Linked DNA regions of Homo sapiens: region 2 is linked to region 1. The links are chromatin loops, found by intact Hi-C in ENCODE. Cell type or tissue: uterus. All regions are shown on one strand.

What was found. Peaks named below come from ENCODE experiments on the same cell type or tissue, not always from the same donor. Only the 100,000 strongest peaks of a DNase experiment are listed, where the experiment ranks them.
Region 2: a loop joins it to region 1, with 4 times the contacts of the local background. A loop is called at or near these places in 3 of 110 quality-filtered maps.

Annotation. Positions count from the first base shown.
Region 1 is chr7:22,598,629-22,606,628 of GRCh38, forward strand. No RefSeq gene overlaps it. Among named protein-coding and RNA genes, the nearest start is that of STEAP1B-AS1, 39 kb to the left of the region's middle. In uterus, no CTCF peak of the experiment used is centred here; DNase peaks (open chromatin) are centred at 3,423 and 3,783; H3K27ac peaks cover 950 bases.
Region 2 is chr7:22,660,011-22,668,010 of GRCh38, forward strand. LOC401312 (a long non-coding RNA gene) reads right to left here and starts at 5,523. Exons shown (of 5, transcript NR_122075.1): 1 at 5,335-5,523; 2 at 3,072-3,906. RefSeq lists enhancers at 4,363-4,970, 4,971-5,579, 5,580-6,186. In uterus, no CTCF peak of the experiment used is centred here; no DNase peak of the experiment used is centred here.

The DNA of each region.
Region 1 (8,000 bases):
AAACAGGCTGCCAAGCCTGATCAGAATAGGTGACGGATCTGCAGAAGCCACAGTACGTTGACCAGGAAAGCAATGACGAACGGCCTGCCTGAGACAGCACACATTTCACAAGAATGTTTTGATCATCATTTCCCCTAATTTCCCTTAAAAACCCCTTATCTGGAGATCCAACTCGGTGAAGTGGTCTTTGAACGCTAGTTCCCTGCCTCCCCCAGGTTGCTGGCTTCTCGAATAAAGCTAACTTTCCTCTCGTCGAAGCTCTTCTCTTAAGTTTTTGGCTTTCAAGTGACGAGTAGCCTGGACCTGAGTTTGGTTACACAGCCAGCCAGGTAAAGCTGTGGGGAAGAAAATTGCAGGCTGAAAAAACAGCACATCCAACAGACTTGACTGGCCTACAAACAAGAAGATGGCTAATGTGAAGAGGGAGGCAAGGAAAAAGAGAGTGGTATGGCTCAGGCCAGACAGGAAGATGAGGGTCAGTCCATGGAAGACTTGAAAGGCCAGAGCAGGGAGTTTGGCTTTTATTTAGAAGGCAATCGGAAGCCATTGGTGGATTGACGGGATCTGATATACATTTTTTTGAGATAGGGTCTGGCTCTGTTGCCCAGGCTGGAGTGCAGTGCCAGAGTCATGGCTCACTGCAGCCTCAACTTCCCGGGCTCAAGTGATTATCCCACCTCAGCCCTGATCTATATTTTTAAAGAGATTATTCTAGCTTAGACTTGCCAGATAAAATACAGGATGTCCAGTTAAATTTGTCAGATAAACAATGAATAATGTAAGGAGAATAAAAAATATTTTTAATAATATTTTATATACCAAACATTACCCATTGTTTATCCAAAATTCATTATTAACTAGGTGTCCTGTATTTTTATTTGCTAAGTCTAGCAACACTATCCTGATTACTGTGGAGATCTGGAAAGTGGGTGGATGCAGAATATATTTTGGAGGGAGTCCTAAAAGTACTTGCTGAAAGATTGCTGTGGGATAGGAAGAAAGAAGAGGCATCAAGGATGACTCCTAGGTTTTGGACACCTGGGGTGATAATTGCAGAATGCTTGTGGTTTTCTCTGCTTGTTTGTTCATTCTGCAGTCTGAAGATGTGTGGATGCAATAATAATAAATAGTAAATAATAATAAATCAAAAGAAGACACAAAGTGACTTAAAGCAAACTAAGGAATCTCTTATCAAGAACCAGCAGACCTCCATCCCCGCCTCCCCAAATCAACTGAGATCAATATACTTAAAGCCTGTTTATTCATTTTTCTTTGTTTCGTAGAAAGACAACTTTTAAATTATTATTTGGATGAAGAAAAAGAAGAAAGATAAAATATTATTCGTTAATTAGAACAAGCACTAGTTACATTTTGGCTCCATCCAATGGCCAGTTTCCCATTTTATAGCAAGGAATAAATGACAGTGAGGAGAGAGGGAGTGGGGAGTAGAAAAGACAGACGTAGGGTGCAGAGATGCTAATGGGGACAAGAATACAAAAGAAAAGGTGATTCAATGGCTGTGGCTTCTAACCCACCTAATGAACAATTTTCTTATTCCTTTGGTTACCCTAAAGTATTAAGGCACCAGTTTATATGGGCTAACAATAGGAGTTCACTAGCCTGAGGAGTGGGAAGAGAAGAAATATTTATTGAGCCACCTGCTAGATACCAAGGGCATTATATAAGTTTGCTCATTTTTTACAACAATCTGTGAGGCAGGTATGTTTATTCCTGCTTTATAGAAATTAGTGACTTGCCCAATAACACAGAATAAAATGGTTAGATGGACTTGGATTTGAATGCGGGTCTGTTAACTTCCTGAACCCCAAATGTGGATTTTCTGTGACACCATTTTTCTTCACATGGTTTTAAAGAGTTTGAATATCTTCATGCTTGCTAAATATTTATAGGGAATTTCCTTGTTGGCTCTTGTCTTCTTCACAGATTCTTTAATCCCAGAAAACATTTTTATTTTTAACTGTACCATTGGACATAAGTAAGGACAAAGCAGCAGAAAAGTAAATGTTTCAGAATGATATTGTTGTGGGAACAAAAATCTACTTACAGATTGTGGTTTGCTAGGTGGATAGTGGATCAATCTTTAGAGGAAAACACCTCTTTTGTTAGAAAGGCTTTAAAAGCCTTTTTGACTGTCTGAGATAAGGCCTAGGCTACATTGGAATGGGGAAAGTTGTTAGAAAAGGAGGTAAATGTCATCTTAATAAAGTAAAAAGGGGTCTTCCTTAAGCAGAGAGTCATGAATTGGGTTTCTGAGGAAGAGAAGTTTTTGCTAGTTTGCTTCAACTAATGTATTTTCATTTTTCTCCACAGAATTTGGGACCTGGGAGTTTGGGAGAAAAGCAAAGAAGGCCTGGGGTTGAGTGAGACACAGGGTCCCAGCCAGCAGCTAGAACACGAGGAGAAAAGAAGAAAGGACTCACTGAAAGGGAATTGCTGAAGAGGACCTTTATATCTGAGGGCTTTACTTTGTGCTTTGTAATTTCCCTTTGTCATCCTCATCTTTTAGGAAACTGATTAACCACTATAATTTACGTCGTATTAGCAACGCCTTAGAGAATGAAGGAGGAACTGTACTTATTCTTGGAGCGTAGCCTGGAGAGAGGCAGAAGCCTTCAGGAGCTGTTACTAGGTAGTAGGAAATCACTCTCTCTAGAGTCCTCTGAAACAGTCTGGAAGAGAATGGATTTCCTGCTGTTGTGCAGGATGAGGGTTTGAGTACAGTAATTTAATTTACTTATTTAAAAAATACTGGAAGATGGGGAGGGAGGATGGGTCAGATTATAATATGTTCATATGTCTAAGGCAGGAAATTAGATACAAGATGAAATCTAAGAAAGTTCTGTGATTGGGTTTCTCCCACAGAAGGAGGAGAAAATCCCTGCATCTCTGGTTATGCAAATAATATGCAAATTACAGTGATTACATACTTGCTTAGAAAATTTTGATTACCTCATTTTGACTTCAGGCAGAGTTGGGACACCAAAAGGGAATGTTTGTCAACAGTCCAGAGTTGTTAGATTTCTTCCAGGGGAAATGAAAGGGTAAATTTCTTACCAAACACAAGGGTTTTAAATAAGTTTTTCAAACTCCTTAATGTCTCCCTTCCACAAAGCATACCAAAAAAAAAAAAAAATTACAATAGAGTCAAAATGTGATCTGTAGACAAAATGAAGGACAAATGGTTTTCCCCCCTAAATTTTACTCCAGGGTACATTTTCTCCTCTTTCTTTGTCGAACAATGTGAAGTAAGGGCTTGGATTTTGTCCTGCAGATGGTTTTGCAATCAGTTCTAGCCATTTCTCTAAGTCTGGGCTTCAAATCTGTCAGTTGAGAGTGATACAGTTGCCTGTCCCATGGTGGTGTTAAGTGAGGCTGAGAGCATCAAACAAATGTCCCAGCTCCTGCCACAGTTGCATCCTTGACACGTTCCAGTGGTGCCCGAGCAACACTGCAAAGACCCCCTGGGATGTCTGTTGGCAAGAAAAGGTGGAGCCACTGCCCTGGGGGGCTGGGAAGGGAGTTAGAGAACTACTGTCTTAACCTAAAATTTGGGCAGAATCTGCCTTGGATCAAATTTAAAATCTTTTCTGAATATTAGCTGACTTGATTAGAAACTAGTTGTCTCTCCCCTTCTCAGCAGAAGACTGTGGAATGTGTCTCCTAGCAACAGAGATGTGTTACTATCTTATGGTAGGACTGTTTTATAAAGCAGCAATCTCCAACCTTTTTGGCACCAGAGACCAGTTTCATGGAAGATGATTTCTCCACAGACAGGGAAGTGGGGGGATGGTTTCAGGATGACTCATGCGCATTACATTTATTGTGTACTTTATTTCTATTATTATTACATTGTAATATATAATGAAATAATTATACAACTCACCATAATGTAGAATCAGTGGAACCCCTGAGCTTGTTTTCCTGCAACTAGATGGTTCTATCTGGGGGGTGATGGGAGACACTGACAGATGATCAGGCATTAGATTCTCATAAGAAGTGCACAACCTAGATCCCTCACATGTGCAGTTTACAGTACGGTTCACGCTCTTTTGAGAATCTTATGCTGCTGCTGAGGTGGAAGGTGGAGGTGGAGGTCGAAGGTGGAGGTGGAGCTCAGGCAGTAATGTGAGCAATGGGGAATGGCTGTAAATACAGATGAAGCTTCACTCACTTGCCTGCCACTCAAAACAGGCCACAGACCAGTACCGTGTAGAAGTACCAATCTGTAGCCTGGGGGTTGAGGACCGCAGCTATAAAGGACACTCATTCTGCTGTCCGCACTTCTCCCAATAACTACCAGGAAAGGGTCACAGTCAGAATGAATTTAGCCATTCACCTTCAGTACCAATGCATTGTCCTAAAGAGGTAACAGTTCCACTGGCTTCAAATCTTTTGTATCATTTGTGTCTTCCTTCCCTCTCTTCTCTTCCTCTCTCATTCACACTTTTCTCTTCTTTCTCCCCAATCTCTCAACTCCTTTCCTTCCTTGCTTCCCTGACCACTACCTTTTCAACATCTGTCTTTTGACCTTTCCCTTTCCCTTCTTTATTCCTATCCCTGCCACCATCCTGTGTAAAGTGCTATCAGTTCTACTCCATTCTTCCCTCTACCTCTGCCCTTAACCCTAGTTCCAGGTCCAGGTAGTTCCTTACCCCACCCTCTGGACAAGGCTGCTTCTGGGCTATAATCTCTTTTCAAGATATTTTATCCTACATGCAGCTGCCAAGTTATTTCCCCTACAACAGCAATCTATTCATAACACAGCCCTGCTCAAAAACCTTTAAGGGTTTACATTTCCTATGGAGTAAAAACCAAGTCGTAAGCCTCATGTTCCAGAGCCAAGACAGTATGGTTCTATTCATCTTTTGCAGCCTGGGCATGCTCTGGTTTTCTTTAGACATGCACTGTTCCTGTCAAAATGCCTCTTATCCACCTGGGTCTCTTCTCCAGCTGTTTCCTCTGCCTAAAGTTCCCTCACCCCAATTCCTCCATCTCTGCACATCTAAAACCACTAGGGCTACCTCAAGCTTAGCCTGTTCTGTGCAACCTTTCCTGATATCTCTACCTAATCCTTCTTCTGAACCCCTATAGAACTTATCCCCATAATGAGGTCACCCTAACAACAATCAACCAGGTGCTGCCAGCTCTGTCCCACACATCAATATGACCTTCAGCCCCTGCCTAAGTTCCATTGTAGAAGTGTCTCTAGAAGTTCCCAGGGTGCCTCACATGTACTCCCTGAATAAGGACACTTCTTTCAGGTCTTGCCAGTGCTCTGCCATCTTCCCCCAAGCATCTGCTGGGCACCATTGCTCCTGACACAGCTAGGGAGCTCCTACCACGTCAAGGTTTACAGTGTTCTGGAGTAAGTTGCAGAATGAACCTGCAACTCCTCCTTACTGAGGAGTCAGAGTCCACTCTATCAGGGAGATCTCAAAAGAATGTTGTTGATGCTCTAATGGTCTTTGAGGTACTGTAAAACAGTTCTTTCTGCTTATTCCCCCAAGCCCCATCCCTATGGAGCCATAGGATTCCAATGTTAGGTAAATGTGACAGAGCATTGTGCTTTACTTGGAATTGACCCTTCTGCCCAAAATGCTGCATTCTTACTGAGTCAGGTATGTTATACCTGCTCTGTCTTCACACATGGCCTTCGTCAGCCCCTAATATAAGTAAATGAGGGGCTGGACTGCCTATATATTTTCTAGAAAATGTAGTCTTAATGAGTCACTGTTATGGTTGGAAATGTATCCTATCCCTCAAGTATGCTGGGGAAGAAAAGTGGTTAAGACATACTAGATTCTATGATACTCCAGAACTGCACTGCTCAACACAGTGGCTACTGGCCACATGAGGCTATAGAGCACTTGAAATTTAGCTACTCCCAACTGAGAGGTGCTATGAGTATAAAATTCATATCAGGTTTCAAAGACTTACTCCTCCAAAAAAGGGTGTAAAATAAGTCATTAATAACTTTTGTAACGTTGACTACATGTTGAAATAATACTTTGTATTAGGTCAAATAACATGCCATTAAAATGGATTTCACCTCTTCTTACTTTCTTAGTATGGTTTCTAGAAAACTTAAAATTACATACATGGTTTGCATTTGTGGCACACCTTATATTTCTATTGCACAGTGCTGCTCTAGAGCAGCTCTCTAGAGCACTTGTTAGAAATGCAAACCCTTGGGCCCCAGCTCAGACCTACTGAGTCAGAAACTCCAGTAGGGCCCAGCAATCTGTGGCAAACAAGTTCTCCAGCTAGTCCTGGCTCACACTGACATTAAGCTCTCCACCAAGAAGGTAAGCTCTAAAGCACTGAAAATAAGATCCAGAGCATAACGGGATCTCAATAAGTTTTGTTAAATGATTTAATCTTGATGGTTCCTGTTAAGCTCAAAATTATTCTGTCCATCAGTCAGTCAGTGAGAGAGAAAGTAAACAACAAACTTCGTCCCCAACCTTGGAAGAACAGCTCGCTGGTAACTTCAAAAGTTGCCACTAACAGCCGGGGAGAATTGCAAGTCATTATCAGAACACCTTTAAAAATTCTCAATAGAAATGTATGAATACAATGGCTGTGCCAGAAGCAAGAGATAGTCAGACATGAAGAAAGTATAAAGAAAAATAAAAACATGCTAAGTTATAAAACTGGTCTGGGTGCGAAGCCAGGCTGGCTGATGCTTTGCAATGGAGTAGCTCTGAAGCTGCCTCTTCCAGTGCCTGTGCCCTACTGGACAAAGATAGCCACAGCCTCAGTCCCTCTTTTGGTACAGATACCAAAAGGTCTTGATCAACTGGGACTTCACCGATACAGCCCTCAAGAGCCTGCAGTCCTTGCATATCTCAACTTTACCCCTTCAAGCATTCTGAAATTCACCTCAAGTTTCCATTCCTTGTGACATGTGCCATTATCAAGATTCATTAGTTCGTGACCGTGCTTGAAGAGCACACCACAAAATATGCCATGCACACGACAAAGCATGTCCTCTTTAAGAATGAGTGAGAAGTGTATGGAACAGAATCAAAACTGTCAGAGTGGCCTTGCTTTGAGCACTCCCTAAGTGAAATAATGTTCTCCAAACAGCAGTCTCCTGGAAACTGATAACCATGTTTAACATACTTAGTGGCATTAAAACTATCATCCATGTACTTATTTTTTGCCTTTTTAAAAACTGACATATAATATTTTACATATTTATGGGGTACATGTGATATTTTGTTACGTGGATCAAATCAGTTTTGGGGGTGTCCATCCCTTGAGTATTTATCATCTCTGTGTTGGGAACATTTCAAGTCATAGCTACTTTGAAATATCATGCATTTATTAAAAGTAATTCATGCACATTGTAAAACAAGATTAAACAAGGCAGAAATGGATAAAGTAAAAAAGTTCTCTTCTCTGACTCAGTCCCAATCCCTAGACTATTCTAGATTTTTAAAATGTAGATATTAATAGAAATACAAATAGATATTTTTTTTTAAATGAGATCATATGTGCATTCAATTTTGTAACCTGCCTGTCTCACTTGCTCGTATGTCGTGGACAACTTTCAGTGTTGTTTATGTAGATTTACCTCTTTCCATTTGATGTTTGCACAGTGTTCTACTGCATGGATAGTTTATTTAACCACACATTCATCTAACAGTAGTACCCAAAACATAGAAAGCTCTCAATAAATACTGGCTCTTATGTATAATCATAGAAATGTTTTTATATTTCCTTATTTATACTTCCTCACTCCTAAAATGTATTATACTTTTTTTAATGTACAAATTCCCAGACATGTATATTTTATAAAGGATAAACACTAGCTTTTACTCTAGCTTTTATTTATCAATTCTACACTTCAGTTTTCTTTCTGTCTTTATTACTATGTTCTATTTCTTTGAGTTAATTTTATCTTTTTGTTTGTTTTTTTGGAGACAGAGTCTTGCTCTGTCACCCAGGCTGGAGTGCAGTGGCACAATCTCGGC
Region 2 (8,000 bases), 61 kb after region 1:
ATTAGTGTTGCCTCTAGTACCTAGTTTGCAGCCATGGATCTGACAAATGCATTCTTTTCCGTCTCTATCAGAAAGATAGATCGTAAACAGTTCTCCTTCACTTGGGACAGACAGTAGTATACATTGTCTTACAGTCTTGCCCCTGGGCTGTGTTAACTCCTCACCCTCCATCAAAATATAGTCAAAAGAAAGCTGGGTCACCTGCTATCCTGCAAAACATCCTATCAGTCCATACTACTTATGACATTATGTTACTGGGACCCAGGGAGAAAGAAGTAGCAAGTATGCTGGGGGCCTTAATAAGTCACATGCCCTTCAGATGATGGGAGATATACTCTACAAAGATTCAGTGGCTTGCACCATTGTTGGTTGCTTGCTTTCACCAGAGGACACAATAAGTTTCCCATTAAATGACAAAGTGTGGCTGCCACCCAGTTGCTTCACATTCCTCATACCAAGAGAAGAGTAGACAAGAAAAAGAGTCAGCCTCCTGGCATGAGTAATTGATTCTGATCCCCAGGAAGTGAGAGGGCTGCTTTGGGAGCAGGGAAAACTATGTTTGGCACCCAGGTAAACTGCTTGGGTGTCTCTTAATGGAAAATAGGTAAATACAGCTGTCACAGCCTAGTTTTATACCTGCCAGGTAAACCACTTGGACCAGATGGGACGGGGAAACTAGAATAGGTAGTAAAGGAGGAAGACAATGAGCATCACTTGTAGCCACCAGAGCAGCGGCTATGGTGAGAGCACTAGGTCATTCCATTCACCTTCCTCTTGTATGTTTCCCCAGGAAAAGAAGACCACCAGAATCTAGAAGAGCTGCTGTCAGAACTTATGATAGGAAGCAAGTGACTCTGAGGTGCAAAGAGTGGACTGCGGTGAACCTGCAGTGTATCACCCAGGTTTATCGCCCCCTTCAGGACTCAAGCACTCATTTCCCCACCTGCAGGGAATGTTGGTGGCTAACAGCTATCAGCTCTTGCTCTTCAGGCATTGCCCTTTGCTGAACAGTTTCTTTGCCCAAGATCACATCCCCATCCCAGGGACATCTGATATCCAATGATTAACTGATGTAGGGCTATAAGACCAACCTCAATTCAAAATAACCTTGAAGGGTTATTGCAGCTACACAGCCACTGATGGGATTAGTGAAGTTTTCTTACAACTGCATCAGAATTCTCCTTCTCCCTGTGCCCAGTAATGCTATCTACACTTTCCCAAAAGTACCGATCTCAAAAGGACTCCTCAGTAACGTTCCTGCATGCAAATCTCCATCTCATAATCTGTGTCCCAAGGAACCCAACCTGCAATGCATGCATTGTCTCATTTGATCCTCTCCACAAGATCAGAACTGCTATTATCCCTATTTTACAGTGGAAATTCAAGCCCCAAGAGCTTCAGTAAACTTGCAAACTCCCTGATTTTAGAGTCTATGCTCTTAACCAACCTGGATCAGCAAACTGTAATCCCTATGCTAGAATTAGGCAAATATTTCCCTGGATGAGACGCTCTAGGTGCAGCCAGCTGAGCACTAACTAGTCAGATGTTTCTTTTCATCATGTGTTCCCTGGGACCTACCTGGAAATTTCAAAGGAAGGTAAGAGAGAACTTCTGCAACCCAGCTCCTCTCTCCAGGCTCTTTAAGCCTCCTCACCTTATTGCTCTGGGTTCCAGGGGTCTTCTGTGAGCTCCCAATCAAGTTTAGCATTCTCTCCTGTGCTTGTGATGTTGTGCAGAGGAGTCCTCCTGACATGATCAGCTGCCACCCCAGCCACCTGGGTCCCAGATCTCAAGATAACTGGAGTGACCCAAATGCAGATCTTGGTCTTCTGAATCCAGTTGTTTAATAAGTGATTTGTGGCTGGACAGTTACATAACTGTAGAGATCACCCAGGTTTGTATGGGGTCTCACTTCCCTCTCCACCCTCAGATTGTCTGTCCCTCCCTAGAGTAAAGCTACGTCACATAGTCTCCCCCAAGTTCCAATGTGTTAGTGCCAGATATACGGAATGCTTGTTGGGAATGTGGCTTAAACTGTCTCTACTGTGACAGAAGGACAGACTGTCATCAACTGCTGCAGGTAACCTAGAAACCCTTTGTCTTTCACAACAACTTTTTGTTATTTTATTCTCTGAGCCATCTCTTAGACAATGTCTGGATTCCCATCAACTTCTGCACATAAACAATATTTATAAGTAACCAGGCAGAGCAATGGAGTGTGTTTAGTCATTTTGCATAAGAACTTCCCTTGCACAAGTTCTATATATAACTCAGTTGGCAACCCCCTTTTCTACCCATTGAGGCACCAGTGCAGAACATGTTCTTAGGAGCACTCACAGCCCCTCCACTGTGGGTTTCTTGAGGTAATAGAAAGAAAATTCCAGGTGTTACTGTTCCCCAACCCCTTAAATACACAGCCCCCAGTGTCTCCTACACTTAGCCCCCATTACTCCCAATCATGGTTCCTCTGTTTATGAAGGTCTGCCTCCTTCCTCTGCCCCACATGTCAACCTCATTTCTGTCCTTGTTCTCTTCCCATGGCACTTTCCAGCCTTCTCCCCACAGCAGGATCTCCTTTGACTCTCTTCAATAATCTGCATACACTGTGTGCTTCCCCAAGATACCATCCCTGAAGAGCCCCATTTCACTCTGACTATTCACAAAGCCTCATTAGCATGTTCTTGTACAGTACTCACTAGCTTTGAATGGAACCTCATGCCCTTTTAGAGTCAGAATACTAAGTTCAGACACTGCCACTTACAGGAATGTGATCTGGGGGAAGTTCCTTAACTTCTCCAAGCTTCACTGTTTTCACTTGTAAAATGGCAATAGTAAAGCCTACCCAATGTGCTTGCAGAGAGGACGAATGAGGTAACGCAGTAAAAAGTAACCTTTAAATTTTAAAGTTCTATATGAATGTGAGTTATCATTATTGTGTTGTTTCTCCCCTCTGAGCTCTCTGAGGTCACATCTTTTACTTCCTTTCTCTCCCTGGGTCACACACAGTGACAGTAACACTGTAAGCTAATATTAGATGCAGAATTAAGAATGAATAAAAGAAAACCACTCACCAATCAGAATTAGGCAAAATCCTAACCATATTAAATCTATTGTAGACTGTTCCACAGAGTCAATCTAGAAACTGCTCTATAGGGAAACATCCTGAAAAGACATGAAAATTCATTTACAGTACATGCTTGCAAATTTATGCTGAGAGGAAAAGGAATAGCATCAAAACACATCCACTCTTCCTTCTAACACAGGGCCAATGTTGCTAACAAGAGACAGGCTGGCCTCGGGAACACTTGTTAGCTTTTCCCAAAAAGGCTGCTACCTTTAAATGACCAGTTATCTCCCTTAAAGAATCATTTTTTATCCCATAATATCAGTTCCTCTTCAACATCTGATGCAACTCTTAGTGTTTTCCATTGCTTTCTAGCTGTGTCAGATTTCCCTAGAAGACAGAAATGAAAGTGATGACTAAGAAGATTGCACTGAAATTTCAAATATTTGGCCTACACATTGATTCCCCCACCCACCCCTCCTATTCCGGTCTTCTTGCCCTCCACGGGGGGAAATCACTATTTCTGTGCAGTGTAAAACCTTCAGCTTTCACCATTACATGTAGACTTACAATCTTTAAACACAAATTTAGTTCATTTAGTTGGAACCACACAAAGTAGAACCTACTTGGAGATTTCAGATTTTTTTTTCTATTTCCCTGACGATCTTCTAAAGATATAGAAAGTTACATGTCAGAAGTATACCAATCGTGATCAGTTTCCCCTGTCACTTAGAAGCGACAAAGCATTTACTTATCTCCTCCACAGTGGCCCATTTTCTATATCGCAATCTTGCCTCCAAGTCAAATTGTTCAAAGCACCATGTCTGGAATGAAGAAGGGCACTGGGAAAAAAGAAAAATAGCAAGATGGAGGAAATACCAATCATATGCAGTATTTCTTCAGGCCATCTCAACATACTTCACATTTCCTTCACAGGAACAAGATAAGATTTCTCAACTGGGTATTTCTTTTAAACGTCCAAACTTGGCAGTACTTTAATGGATATCTAAGATAATTAAATGATTAGGGTGACGTATTAATATAGGTCATCGGACGGGCACGGTGGATCACGTCTGTAATCCCAGCATTTTGGGAGGCCGAGGCGGGTGGATCACTTAAGGTCAGGGGTTCGAGACCAGCATGGCCAGCACGGTGAAACTCCATCTCTACTAAAAATACAAAAAAAAAATTAGCCGGGCGTGGTGGGGCACGCCTGCAGTGCCAGCTACCTGGGAGGCCGAGGCAGGAGAATGGCGTGAACCTGAGAGGCAGAGCTTGCAGTGTGCCGAGATCGTGCCATTGCACTCTAGCCTGGGTGACAGAGCAAGACTCCGTTTCAAAAAAAAAAAAAAAAAAAAAAAAAGGATATTTTCCAGTTTCCAGTACACCCTGTTCCAGATATGCTCACTCAAGTCAAAATTACCGAGTGTAGTGGACATTTTAGCCCTACTCTCAAGCAAAAGGCAGATTTTCATAGGTCCATTTCTACCATTATTTCACTAGGTCTCCCAAGCTTCCAAAAGGTAGATCATGTGCTCGCTTCAGCATCCCGTATACTAAAATTGCAACAAAACAGAGAACACTAGCAATTTTAAAAAATAAAAATAAAGCAGATCATTAGACGACCAAAACTGTCATGGAGGGATCTTTCACATGGACAAGTGGTACCCCCGGTGTAGTTCGGAGCATCCCACAGGAACTCTACACCACCTCAATGTAGTGATTGAAAGCCAGGCACTGGAAGGACAAAGTTGAGCAAAACCACCCCGAAACATAAGAAGTTCCTGGCCCTAGGCTGACTCCCTAGCAGGTCATTTTACACCAGTCACGGAAAGACAGAGGGGCAGGAGTTGAGGGGGAAGTGGGGGCCCAGGGAAGGAGTTATCTGATCAAGTCTTAAAGGATAAACAGGAAACTGGACAGCAAAAGGGGAAAAAAGTAGCCAATCCGGGCAAAGACAGCACCATCAACAAAGAATCAGGACGAACAAGAGAATGCCCTGTGCAAACATCAGCAAACGTCTGCCCCGTGTGTGTTTGTGTGCGGCCGCCAGGTGTGGCGTCATGGCTGCCATTTTGTTCTTCTCTGGTTGGCTCCTTGGGCGCCTACAGCCTGTGAAGCACTGCCTGACGCCTACCGCTCGCCCACCTCCCCGCCTCCTCCGGGCGCTGCAGCCTCCAGGGATCCCTCCGCCCCCCACCCCCGGGAAACCTGGAAGTGGCCACCAGGCCCGGTGGTCCGAGGTGAGCTAAGGAAGGAGCTTTACCCACCTCGTGGCCCGCAGTGATGAGGCGGCCCGAGCAGCGGGTCGTCTTCCAGAAGAGTCAGAGAAACAGTCCTGGCTTGCTTCACCTCAGCCCCCTGGGTTCCCTCCAAACCAGAGGACGCAGAAATGCCTGGGTCTGAGGGGGCTGGGTGTGCTCGGCCTGGGTAGTCTCGAAAGTCGCCAAGGCTACCTCAGAATCCCCCGCCCTCCGGCCAAGCTCCTCTCCCCCAGGCGCTGCCCCACGCTCCTCGCCGCCCTTCCCTCTGCCTGGGGGCCGGCGAGCTTGTGGCCGCCCAGATACGCCTGGATCCTCGCCGGGACCTCGGTGGAGCGCTTCCCGCCCTCGGCACCCCTACCCCCGGTGGCCCAGACGCGCCCAGGTCCTCGCCTGAGGAAACTCCGAGGACACCCGACCTCCCGCTCTCTCTCAAACCGCCCCCCTTCGCCCCCCTGCCCGCGTCGTTTCTTTCTCCTGCTCTCCAAATGGCTTTTCCACACCAGAAACTGAACAGCAAGTGTGGCCCGGCGCGTCTGGGGACAGGGTGGAGGGGGACTGACAGTTTTACACTCTTCAGTAGTTGTGAGTGTTGTACTGTTGTGTGTGGATTGCTTATTCCCGAAGTGTAACTTGTTTGGAAAATTAATTGCGAAAGAAAAGTCATTTTTTTGAGCCCCAGAGTTTTCAGAATATTTTGCGCAATGCCATACTGATGCTCGCCTTCCCTTTGTACTCAAAAGGCTTCATTGAAACGAATCACACTGGTTAAAAGTCAGTTTGGTTTGGTGTCGTGGTGGTGGTGGTGAATGAGTCACATAGGTTAAAAACTCAGTTTGTGGTGGTAGATCTCAGATACTAAACCCACTGTGAGATCTTAATCAAGTGTCTTTACCTCTCTGTGCCTCAGTTTCCACATGTGTAAAATGGGAATAATTATAGTACCCATGTCACAGATTTATGGTGAGATGAAATGAACTCACGTATATGAAGCACTTGGTGTCTGCCACAGAGTGGATGCTGGAGAATGGCTCACTGCCATTATCCTTATAGATTGCCGCTCACCTCTGTCACCTTTTGCTCCAGTCTGTGGTGAGAAGTTTCAGGGAAGTAAAGCATGCCTCTGAGAAGGATGATACGTGGATTGAGTAGAAAAATGGAATTCCATGTTGGTCAAAGGGTAAAAATTTTCAGTAATAAAATGAGTAAGTTCTGGGAGTCTAACATATAGCATAGTGACTATAAATAATAATATTGTATTGTTTACTTGAAATTTCCTGAGAGTAGATCTTAAGTGTTCACATACACACAATGGTAGTTATGTGATATGATGGATGTGTTAACTTGACTGTGGTAATCATTACTCTGTGTATGTGTATATATGTGTGTATATATGTGTGTGTGTGTATATATAAAGTCATCACTTTGATATACCAAATTTTTATTTGTCAATTTACCTCGATAAAACTGGAAAGAATGAAATTTGAGAGTTTTCAAAACCTTAATCTCCATCCTGCAGGAGAAACATTTCCTTTCCCCTGTGGCACACAGGACAAAGTATAGGAGCTGAGTCAGGGACAAGGGCCCAAGCTCATGCTCCTCCACTAGCCTGTGGGTTGATTCTTGGGCAAACTGCCAATGTCTCTAAGCCTCAATTTGTTCACATGGAGCCAAGTGAGCCCCATGTGTATGAAAGGGCTTTGTACCCACTAAAAGCCTGAAAATTTGAGGTGCAGTTATTTTGAAAATACACAATTGATGGCCTATAAATAGAACAGGTGAGTTAAGTGGAACATTGACAACCATATGGAAGTTTATACAGTGCCACGAGAAAAGCTTGATTTTTTTGTTAAAGCTCAGCAGCGGTTAAATCAACTGCTAAAGGAACAGCCCCTTCCCAGAATGTTTTCTCTTTTTTTGAGACAGAGTCTCGCTCTGTCATCCAGGCTGGAGTGCAGTGGCACGTTCTCAGCTCACGGCAACTTCCGCCTCCCAGGTTCAAGTGATTCTTCTGCTTCAGCCTCCCGAGTAGCCGGGATTACAGCCACATGCCACCACATCTGGCTAATTTTGGTATTTTTAGTAGAGACGGGTTTCACCATGTTGGCCATGCTGGTCTCGCCCTCCCAACGTGCTGGGATTAGAGGCGTGAGCCACCGCACCAACCCCTCAGAATGTTTTCTTGATGGGGTTGCTGGCACTTGCTCTTCTGCCACTGCGGTAGGGTAGAAAAGCCCTGTGACTCTGAGGGATTCCCTTTCTTTCTCTTCCAGATGTTTCCTCTGGGATCCACACTCTGGGTCCTTTCATATCTCTGGAAATAAATTGTCCCCTTCAAATTCAAAGCACCAAAACATACTGCAAGTTCCCACAGTTCAGGCTGCAACTACTTTTAATCAGTTCTAAGAAATCTCAGGGAACCAAGTTCATCAGTTCCGTGACTTCAGAATAAGTCACCTAATCTCTCTTGGCTGCAGCTTCCTTACAAGGAAAACGATATACCTCAAATTCTGAGTCACATGAGCTTGGCAGAAATGTAAACAGAGTTTCCACTGTTTCCTATCTCTCTATCCTTTTCTGGTTAGTTCCATGAACTTCCACCCCTAGACACAGGCTGAAATCCACCTCACCCTCAGCAACCTTGGATTTTGAAGAAGGTGGGGCCTGAGTTGTTT